2 separate regions of the Homo sapiens genome follow, and region 2 is linked to region 1. A link is an interaction called in ENCODE POLR2A ChIA-PET data of the cell type or tissue named here. Cell type or tissue: Caco-2. All regions are shown on one strand. Links, peaks and the distances in the headings refer to the core of each region. The heading gives the core; the rest is flanking DNA. Region 1 overlaps DEAF1 (DEAF1 transcription factor). Region 2 overlaps TALDO1 (transaldolase 1).

Region 1 (4,086 bases), core at 1-4,000:
GCCTGTGCCTCTGACCCCCTACGTGATCTCTCCACCCGCTGTCCACAGGCAGTGCAAGCTCAACCAGGTCCCACACTGAGCACCTCTGGTACCCACTTCCAGAGCCTTCATCTACAAGTCCCAAGCTAACCTGGCAACTTGAGGAACACGTCCCAGCCCTGCCTCCCTCCTGCTTCTTCTCGCTTGTCTCCTGTCCCGTGGGTCACGATGGCTTTTCACCCCCAGATGGTTCCTGGGCGCAGCCCTGTCCCGTGCCTCTCCCAGGCCTCAGCTCAGTTCACAGGAACTGGGTGTCACCTGCACCTTTTGTCTTGTTTTTTTGTTGTCGTTGTTGTTGAGACGGAGTCTCGCTCTGTCGCCCAGGATGGAGTGCAGTGGCGTGATCTCAGCTCACTGCAAGCTCTGCCTCCTGGGTTCACGCCATTCTCCTGCCTCAGCCTCCCGAGTAGCTGGGACTATGGGACTACAGGCGCCTGCCACCACGCTCCACTAATTTTTTGTATTTTTAGTAGAGACGGGTTTTCATCGTGTTAGCCAGGATAGTCTCGATCTCCTGACCTCTGATCCACCCGCCTCGGCTTCCCAAAGTGCTGGTATTACAGGCATCAGCCACCGCGCCCAGCCCTGTCTTCTTAACTAGTTCTAGGTGCCATGATTTTCATCTTTCTCAGCCCCCAATTTATGCTAGGGGGGTTACAAAGGGGAATACAACTTTGGAGTCTGAAGTGGCAGTCCTCACCTGAGCCGAGCCTGTTCTTGTACAGAGTGCCGCTGATGTTCCGGCACCGTACGGGCAGCTCACTGTCGTACACAGAAGGGTCCCAGTTGTATTTAGTTCCACCTTTTTCTTGGCCGGGAGCCAGAGGGGTTGGAGGAGACTGAGGACCTTGGGCAGAGAAAGTGTTTGAAGGTGAGAGGCCGGACACCGGGAAGCATAGTACACTCTCATCTCAGACACCACCTCCCCGGCAGCGCCACCTCCTTCAACGGCGGAAAAACTTCTTGGTCAGGAAAATTCCAATGCTTTTACTTAAAATCTATTAATAGATGATATTCCAAATTTACCACAAAAAGAAACAAGTAAATAAATCCCTGAAATAAATTCTAGCTATTCTGAAACGTGTTTTGCCCGAGGCCTGGGGTGCAGGCACCGCTGTACCTGGGGTGAGGGGAGCTGCCGGGCCTTTCAGCCCGGTGGTCTCCACGATGCTCCCATCTGTGTGGACGACAATCAGTGTCGCTTTTTCGGTGTTCAGGCTGTCCCCGATCTGAAGGGCCGTCCTACCAGACTAGAAGGAAAAACCGCTCCGTCAGGTCACGTCCGAGAGTGACACCAGGCGTGTCACTGAGCCCAGCTGGGCCGTCCTCCAGCAGGGCTCTCTGGCTGTTCTCACCAAGAAGGGACGCTCACCTAGGCACCCCATATCTTTTCCAAAGATACCTCTCAAAGACTTGAAAACAGAGCCAAGAACAAGAACAGACAATGCCGAAGTCTGTGTGGTGCTGAGGAAAATGCTTGCCATCATTTGTCAAAGGGAAGGAAGAAAGGTGCTCCACAAACAAGAAACACCCTCCCTTCCACCTGAGCCGCTCCCACAAGGTCACCGTCTTCATGCAGAGTTTCCAACAGACCGAGTTGGCCGCCACAGACAAGGCCTTGTGCAGGACCGCCCTCCAGACCTCCTTACAGATGGCAACTGGAGACCAGGGCCTCAAAACCACATTTCCACACTGGCTGAAGCTGCTGCAACTGCTGCCTGCTTCCAAAATCAGCCTTCAGGCGGCACAGACCCCGCCACAGGAAGCCAGAGTCTCCATGCCCACACACCACTGCTGGAACTTGAACCCTACCTTGGCCAAGTCATCCGGCAAACTCTGGCCTGCAGGCTCTGTTCACCCCACGGTGGGGCAGACCAGAGACTTCCAGGGGCCTCTCTGAACCCCGTGTTTTGGGTGCCCCAAGGTTTTCATTCTGAATACAAAACCAACCGAGGCAAAGTGAGAAAACAACTGTTTCTTTTTTTCTTTTTCTTTTTTTTTTTTTTTTTTTTTGAGACGGAGACTCGTTCTGTCACCCAGGCTGGAGTGCAGTGGCGCCATCTCGGCTCACTGCAAGCTCCGCCTCCCGGGTTCACGCTATTGTCCTGCCTCAGCCTCCTAAGTAGCTGGGACTACACACGCCCACCACCACACCAGGCTAATTTTTTGCATTTTTTTTTTTAGTAGAGATGGGGTTTCACCGTGTTAGCCAGGATGGTCTCCATCTTCTGACCTCATGATCTGCCCATCTCGGCCTCCCAGAGTGCTGGGATTACAGGCAGGAGCCACCGCGCCCAGCTGACAACTGTTTCCTACATCTGAAAATGTCACTGTCAAATCAGAGCACTTGAGTAGAAGTTTATCATGGAGTGGAGGGACCCCCAACACACATGCCTGACGCCTGGGCTCACACAGGGGGTCCTACTGCTGTGCCTGAGTCACCAAAGACCTGCAGCTCTTCACTGGAGAAAAGGAATGTCTTGTGTTTGTTTAAGAGTCACAGAGTATTTTTCTTAGGAAGGGAACACACAGTTATTTCAGACCGTGCCCCGCTTTGTTGTCAGTTTCCAAACAGGAACACACCAGTCTCTGGTCTTCCTGGCCTGGAGGGGAGAAAACCAGCCTCAGGCACTTGCAGGACACCCCCGCTCCATGACGTCAGCACGTTCCAGGCACCCACAGGTGCCTTGGGCTTCAGCCCCTCCTAGGAAATGAGGAGGTGCCCAGACCCCACTGCCAGGAAGGAGCAGCCTGACTGAAAACACAGATCGCCACGTGGCCATGGGTCAGCTTGTGTGTGTTCTCACACCCACCAGAAATAAGCCAAGTTTCTGGGCTGGGTGCGGTGGCTCATGCCTGTAATCCCAGCACATTGGGAGGCCGAGATGGTAGCTACCTGAGGTCAGGAGTTTGAGACTACCTGGACAACATGGGGAACCCAGGAGGTGGAGGTTGCAGTGAGTTGAGATCACTCCACTGCACTCCAGTTTGGGCAACAGAGAAAGACTCTGTCAAAAAGGAAGGGGAGGGGAGGGGAGAGGAGGGGAGGGGAGGGCAGGGCAGGGGAGGGCAGGGGAGGGCAGGGGAGGGGAGGGGAGGAGAGGGCAGGGGAGGGCAGGGGAGGGGAGGGCAGGGGAGGGGAGGGCAGGGGAGGGGAGGGCAGGGGAGGGGGTTTCCAAGTTTCTTATGTTTTTACTGAAGTCCTTCACAAGTTTTCTGTTTGCTGCCATTCTAACAATAACTGTGCTTTCAGGCCGGGTGTGGTGGCTCACACCTATAATCCTTATAATCCCAGCACTTTGGGAGGTCAAGGCGGGCACCTGAGGTCAGGAGTTTGAGGCCAGCCTGGACAACATGGTGACCTGTCTCTACTAAAAATACAAAAATTAGCCTGGCATGGTGGCACACGCCTGTAATCCCAGCTACTCAGGAGGCTGAGGCACAAGAATGGCTTGAACCCAGGAGGCGGAGGTTGCAATGAGCCGAGATTGCACCACTGCACTCCAGTCTAGGTGACAGAGCAAGACCCCGTCTCAAAAACAAAACAAACAAATAACCACTCTGCTTTCAGGTATATGGAGATGATGTCCCAGGTATGTGACCAAGGCTGAAAAGACTACAAGTAACAGGTGCCAATGGTCCCAGGGAAAATCCCTTTCTGGAGACTGGACCCACCCTGGCATCTGCCACTTGGAAACAAGGTTGCCTGCCCTGGTTGACCAGATGTCCCCAGATCGCCGAAGGCCCCACACATAAAACATAAAATAAGCTGATAAAACATGATCACAAAAGGGCTCTGAAGGTGGCACAGACACTATTTGAAATGCAACTGGCTTTCAGCAGTTTTCTAAGTAGACAGCAGTCAGGCGTGGGAGACTGCACCATAAATGCTACGAGAACAGGATATGGGGGAGGGAAACGCCTTGCTTCTTTCAGCTGGCCCTGCAGCTATAGGATAAGGAGCACAGGCAGGGCCGGGCCTCGGGCAGAGGCTGAACTGTGGCCGGACAGCAGCCTGCTGGGAGTCCCTGCCCAACGCAGGCCACA
Region 2 (4,514 bases), core at 216-4,215, 74 kb after region 1:
AGGCTGAGGCGGGAGGATCGCTTGAGCCTGGGAAGTTGAGGTTCCAGTAGCTATGATCGTACCACTGCACTCCAGCCTGGGTGACAGAGTGAGACCCTGTCTCAGAAAAACCAAACCAAACATATGTACGTTCAGAGTGGAAGAGACAGAAAATGTATAAAACAAAGTAAAACTCCTCTATGATGTTCTCACCCAGAAGCAGCCAATGCTATACTCAAATAATTCGCATCAGGAAGAGGTGTTTTGTTTCCACATCTGTGTGTCTGCATGTTCTACCACCTGCCATCACTGACCTGCTCTGAGATAGCATCTCACTTTTTCACCACGGCTGGAGTGCAGTGGCACGAACTTGGCTCACTGCAGCCTTGACTCCAGGCTCAAGCTATCTTTCCACCTCAGTCCCCCAAGTGGCTGGGATGACAAGCACACATACCACTCCTGGGTAATTTCACCACGTTCCCCAGGCTGGTCTCGAACCCCTGGGCTCAAGAGATCTCTACCCATCTTGGCCTCCCAAAGTGCTGGGATTATAGGCATGAGCCATTGTGCCTGGCCTCATTTGTGTGTTTTTTTGTTTTTTTTTGTTTTTGAGACGGAGTTTCATTCTCGTCCATGCTGGAGTGCAATGGTGCTATCTCAGCTCACTGCAACCTCCACCTCTGGGGTTCAAGAGATTCTCCTGCCTCAGCCTCCGGAGTAGCTGGGATTACAGGCAGGCGCCACCACTCCCGCCTAATTTTATATTTTTAGTAGAGATGGGGTTTCTCATGTTAGTCAGGCTGATCTCAAACTCCCAGCCTCAGGTGATCCGCCCGCCTCGGCCTCCCAAAGTGTTGGGATCACAGGTTTGAGCCACTGCACCTGGCCGGACCATTTGTTTTTATATGTTGGAAAATACTCCATTTTATGGATAGGCCACAGTTATTCATCTGTTGGTGGACACCTGGTCAGTTTCCATCTCTTGAGCTGTGATGTATATTGCTGTGGTCGGTTTCCATTTCTCGGGCTGTGATGTATGCTGCTGCTCTGAACACATCTGCTGCTATGAACACATCTGCTGCTCTGAACACAGATGTGCAAGTTTTGTCCTGGACATGTGTTTTTGTTTCTCGTGGGCATATGCCTAGGAGTGGAGTCTCTGGGTGACTGCTGGAGGAACTGCAGGCTGTTTCCCAACTCAGCTGTGCCATCTGCTGTCCCCCTCGAACACCCCCGTGTGGCCATGTGGCAGAGGCGCCTGGGGAGGGAACTTGTGTCTGAAGGTGCCTGAGCAGAGCCTTGGCTGTCTCATCCCATGCCCCAGCCACATGGCAAAGTATGGGCACTGCTCCGTCCTTGGGGATCAACCCCAGGATGTCCAAAGTGCACTGGGATTTGGGCAAGTGGCCTAGTGAGGCCAAGGGGCTCCTCTCAGCAGAAACCAGGGTGCTACGGGCCTGCTGCAGGGTGGCCCCAGGAATGGGTAGGGTGGAACAGGGTGAGGACTGGAATGTGGTCAGAGATGACTCAGTGGTTCTAGCCTGGGAGCTGAGCCCTGGTGAGTTCTGGGATGAGGTGACGGCCTGGCGCAAGAGCACGGGCACCCAGAGGGCCTCCCTTGCCTTTGTCTATTGTGTCATGTGGGTTGGAGAAAATCCTGGTCACCCATAACCCACTATCCACTTAGAGCCCTCGAGTCTTACCGATTTGTTCTTAACAATGGCATGAGCCTGTTCCTGCCTTTTTAGTTTAAGGCCCGTGAGCGTCTTTGGCAGCCTGTGGCTCTGGGTGGGCACCTGGCCTGCATTCACCTGCCCCGCCCTCACCTGCCCCGCCCTCACCTGCCCCCGCCCTCACCCGCCCCCGCCCTCACCCATCCCCGCCCTCACCGTCCCCGCCCTCACCCGCCCCCGCCCTCACCTGTCCCCGCCCTCACCTGCCCCGCCCTCACCTGTCCCCGCCCCGCAGGGAGCTCGAGGAGCAGCACGGCATCCACTGCAACATGACGTTACTCTTCTCCTTCGCCCAGGCTGTGGCCTGTGCCGAGGCGGGTGTGACCCTCATCTCCCCATTTGTTGGGCGCATCCTTGATTGGCATGTGGCAAACACCGACAAGAAATCCTATGAGCCCCTGGAAGACCCTGGTGAGGGTCCCTCTGTGGTAATGGGGTAAGGGGAGCAGCCTCAGCAGCACCTCAGGCAGGAAGAGCCCGAGACGGAGCTGCCGCATCAACAAGCAGTGAGGTGCACAGGTCGGCGCGGGGCAGGCAGGGGTGGCGGCTCAAGGTAGTGCAGCCGGCAGGCACTGGGAGGGCAGGTGGGGTGGTACCTCTGCCGAAGCCTTCCTGGTCACAGCTTGGTCTCTTTCCAGGGGTAAAGAGTGTCACTAAAATCTACAACTACTACAAGAAGTTTAGCTACAAAACCATTGTCATGGGCGCCTCCTTCCGCAACACGGGCGAGATCAAAGCACTGGCCGGCTGTGACTTCCTCACCATCTCACCCAAGCTCCTGGGAGAGCTGCTGCAGGACAACGCCAAGCTGGTGCCTGTGCTCTCAGCCAAGGCGGGTGAGGCCCCACTGCCCAGCTGTGGCTCCTGCTCGGGCAAGGCCAGCACTGCCGTGCCACGCTGCCCTGTGGGTGATCCCTCCCACCTGTGGGGCGAGCTCATCTTGGGAGACATGAGGGTGAAGTAGACCTCAACGGAGGGCTTGGCTTTCCTAACACATCTCACTCAAGTCATCAGCCAAGGCTCTGTGGGCTGAACCCCACTTCCAGCGTGAGCCTTGCTGGGGCCAAGGCCTGGCCCTGGTGGGAGATGCTTGGGTGCAGCAGTTCAGGCCCTGAGCCCAAGGGGCCAAGGTGGGCAGGGACATGGAGCAGGCATGGAAGGCTGGTTCTTGTCCCCCAGCCCAAGCCAGTGACCTGGAAAAAATCCACCTGGATGAGAAGTCTTTCCGTTGGTTGCACAACGAGGACCAGATGGCTGTGGAGAAGCTCTCTGACGGGATCCGCAAGTTTGCCGCTGATGCAGTGAAGCTGGAGCGGATGCTGACAGTGAGTGTTGTGTGTGGGTACCTACATATGCCAAGCCCTATGAGAGCCCGGGCCTGGGCGTCGGGGTTCAAGCTGGGCAGAGTTAAAACTTTGGTGAGACCCCAGGTCTCATTCACGTGCTGTCCAGCAAGTGGGGCCTGTTGAGGCCATCCCAGGGTGGAGGGTGCATGGCACCCAGGGGTGCCCCCAGGATGCTTGGTGGGTCCTGGCTCCTCTCTGGCCTGTGTGGTGACTGTGGTATTGGCCACCCTGTGGCCGTGGCCCCCACACAGAGTGCAGACCCCACAAGGGCCTCCCTCCTTCCACATGGTGCCTTGTGAGGCTTCAAGGTGCAGAAGGTAGGGTGGGGAGACACAGCTCGTGCTCTGTTTGTTTCTAGGAACGAATGTTCAATGCAGAGAATGGAAAGTAGCGCATCCCTGAGGCTGGACTCCAGATCTGCACCGCCGGCCAGCTGGGATCTGACTGCACGTGGCTTCTGATGAATCTTGCGTTTTTTACAAATTGGAGCAGGGACAGATCATAGATTTCTGATTTTATGTAAAATTTTGCCTAATACATTAAAGCAGTCACTTTTCCTGTGCTGTTTCATTCACTGTCTCCGTCCCCTTTGTCCCCTAAGCATCACCTGCCCCAGCTGTGATGGGCTGTAACCTAGGTTAGGACTCAGAGATGGGGTCGGGGTCAGGGTACCCCAGACACAACCCACCGCCTGGGCCACCACCTGGGAACCCAGGTCAGGGTTGTTGCTGGGAGGCCATTGGTGGAGTTAGGCAAAGGGCAGGCTTCTGATGCCAGGGGCTCCCAAGGTGCTGTCCCAGGTGGGTCACAGATGAACAGTCTCAAGCCTCCAAGCGTGGGCAGATGTGGATGCCTCTCAGAGGAGCAGTCCCAGCCGGACCCTCCCTCCTGCTCTTGAGGGCCTGGGCCTCCTGTTCCCTGTCAAGGCTGCCCTGCCCATGCCCCCCGCCCCCCTCCTGTCCTGTTGTGGCTGAGACCTTACATGGGATGCCAGGTTCCTGCATGGGGTCATGGTGCCACCTTGTGGGGGCAGCACGACATGCACCAGCCACTGGCCTTGAAGTCGCCACCCCCATTTTTTTTGTTGTTTGAGACGGAATCTCACTCTGTCGCCCAGGCTGGAGTGCGCCCCGGGCAGTGGTGCGATCTCGGCTCCCTGCAACCTCCGCCTCCCAGTTTCAAGCGATTCTCTTTACCTCAGCCCCCACAAGTAGCTGGGATTACAGGCGCCTGCCATCATGCCCGGCTAATTTTTTGTATTTTAGTAGAGACAGGGTTTCACCATTTCAGCCAAGCTGGTCTTGAACTCCTGACCTTGTGATCCACCCACCCCGGCCTCCCAAAGTGTTGGGATTACAGGTGTGAGCCACCATGCCCGGCCTCTCCCTGTTTTTCAATACACGGCCTCACTCTGTTGCCCAGGCTGGAGTGCAGTGATGCAATCTTGGCTCACTGT

What was found. ChIA-PET counts read pairs that join two places held together with the same protein. Peaks named below come from ENCODE experiments on the same cell type or tissue, not always from the same donor. Only the 100,000 strongest peaks of a DNase experiment are listed, where the experiment ranks them.
Region 2: POLR2A ChIA-PET joins it to region 1 with 6 read pairs; 14 of 35 experiments call an interaction of 5 or more read pairs at or near these places.

Annotation. Positions count from the first base shown.
Region 1 is chr11:687,172-691,257 of GRCh38, forward strand. DEAF1 (DEAF1 transcription factor) reads right to left here. Exons shown (of 12, transcript NM_021008.4): 3 at 1,160-1,289; 4 at 740-886. Among named protein-coding and RNA genes, the nearest start is that of DEAF1, 6.0 kb to the right of the region's middle. RefSeq lists enhancers at 1-416, 1,394-2,317. In Caco-2, for the core only: no CTCF peak of the experiment used is centred there; no DNase peak of the experiment used is centred there.
Region 2 is chr11:761,397-765,910 of GRCh38, forward strand. It overlaps TALDO1 (transaldolase 1), which reads left to right. Exons shown (of 8, transcript NM_006755.2): 5 at 1,948-2,123; 6 at 2,351-2,548; 7 at 2,892-3,037; 8 at 3,417-3,616. The coding sequence ends at 3,449. Among named protein-coding and RNA genes, the nearest start is that of GATD1, 14 kb to the right of the region's middle. RefSeq lists an enhancer at 1,192-2,391 and a silencer at 3,943-4,356. In Caco-2, for the core only: CTCF peaks have their summits at 611 and 4,071 (motif pointing left); DNase peaks (open chromatin) are centred at 1,225, 1,935 and 4,035.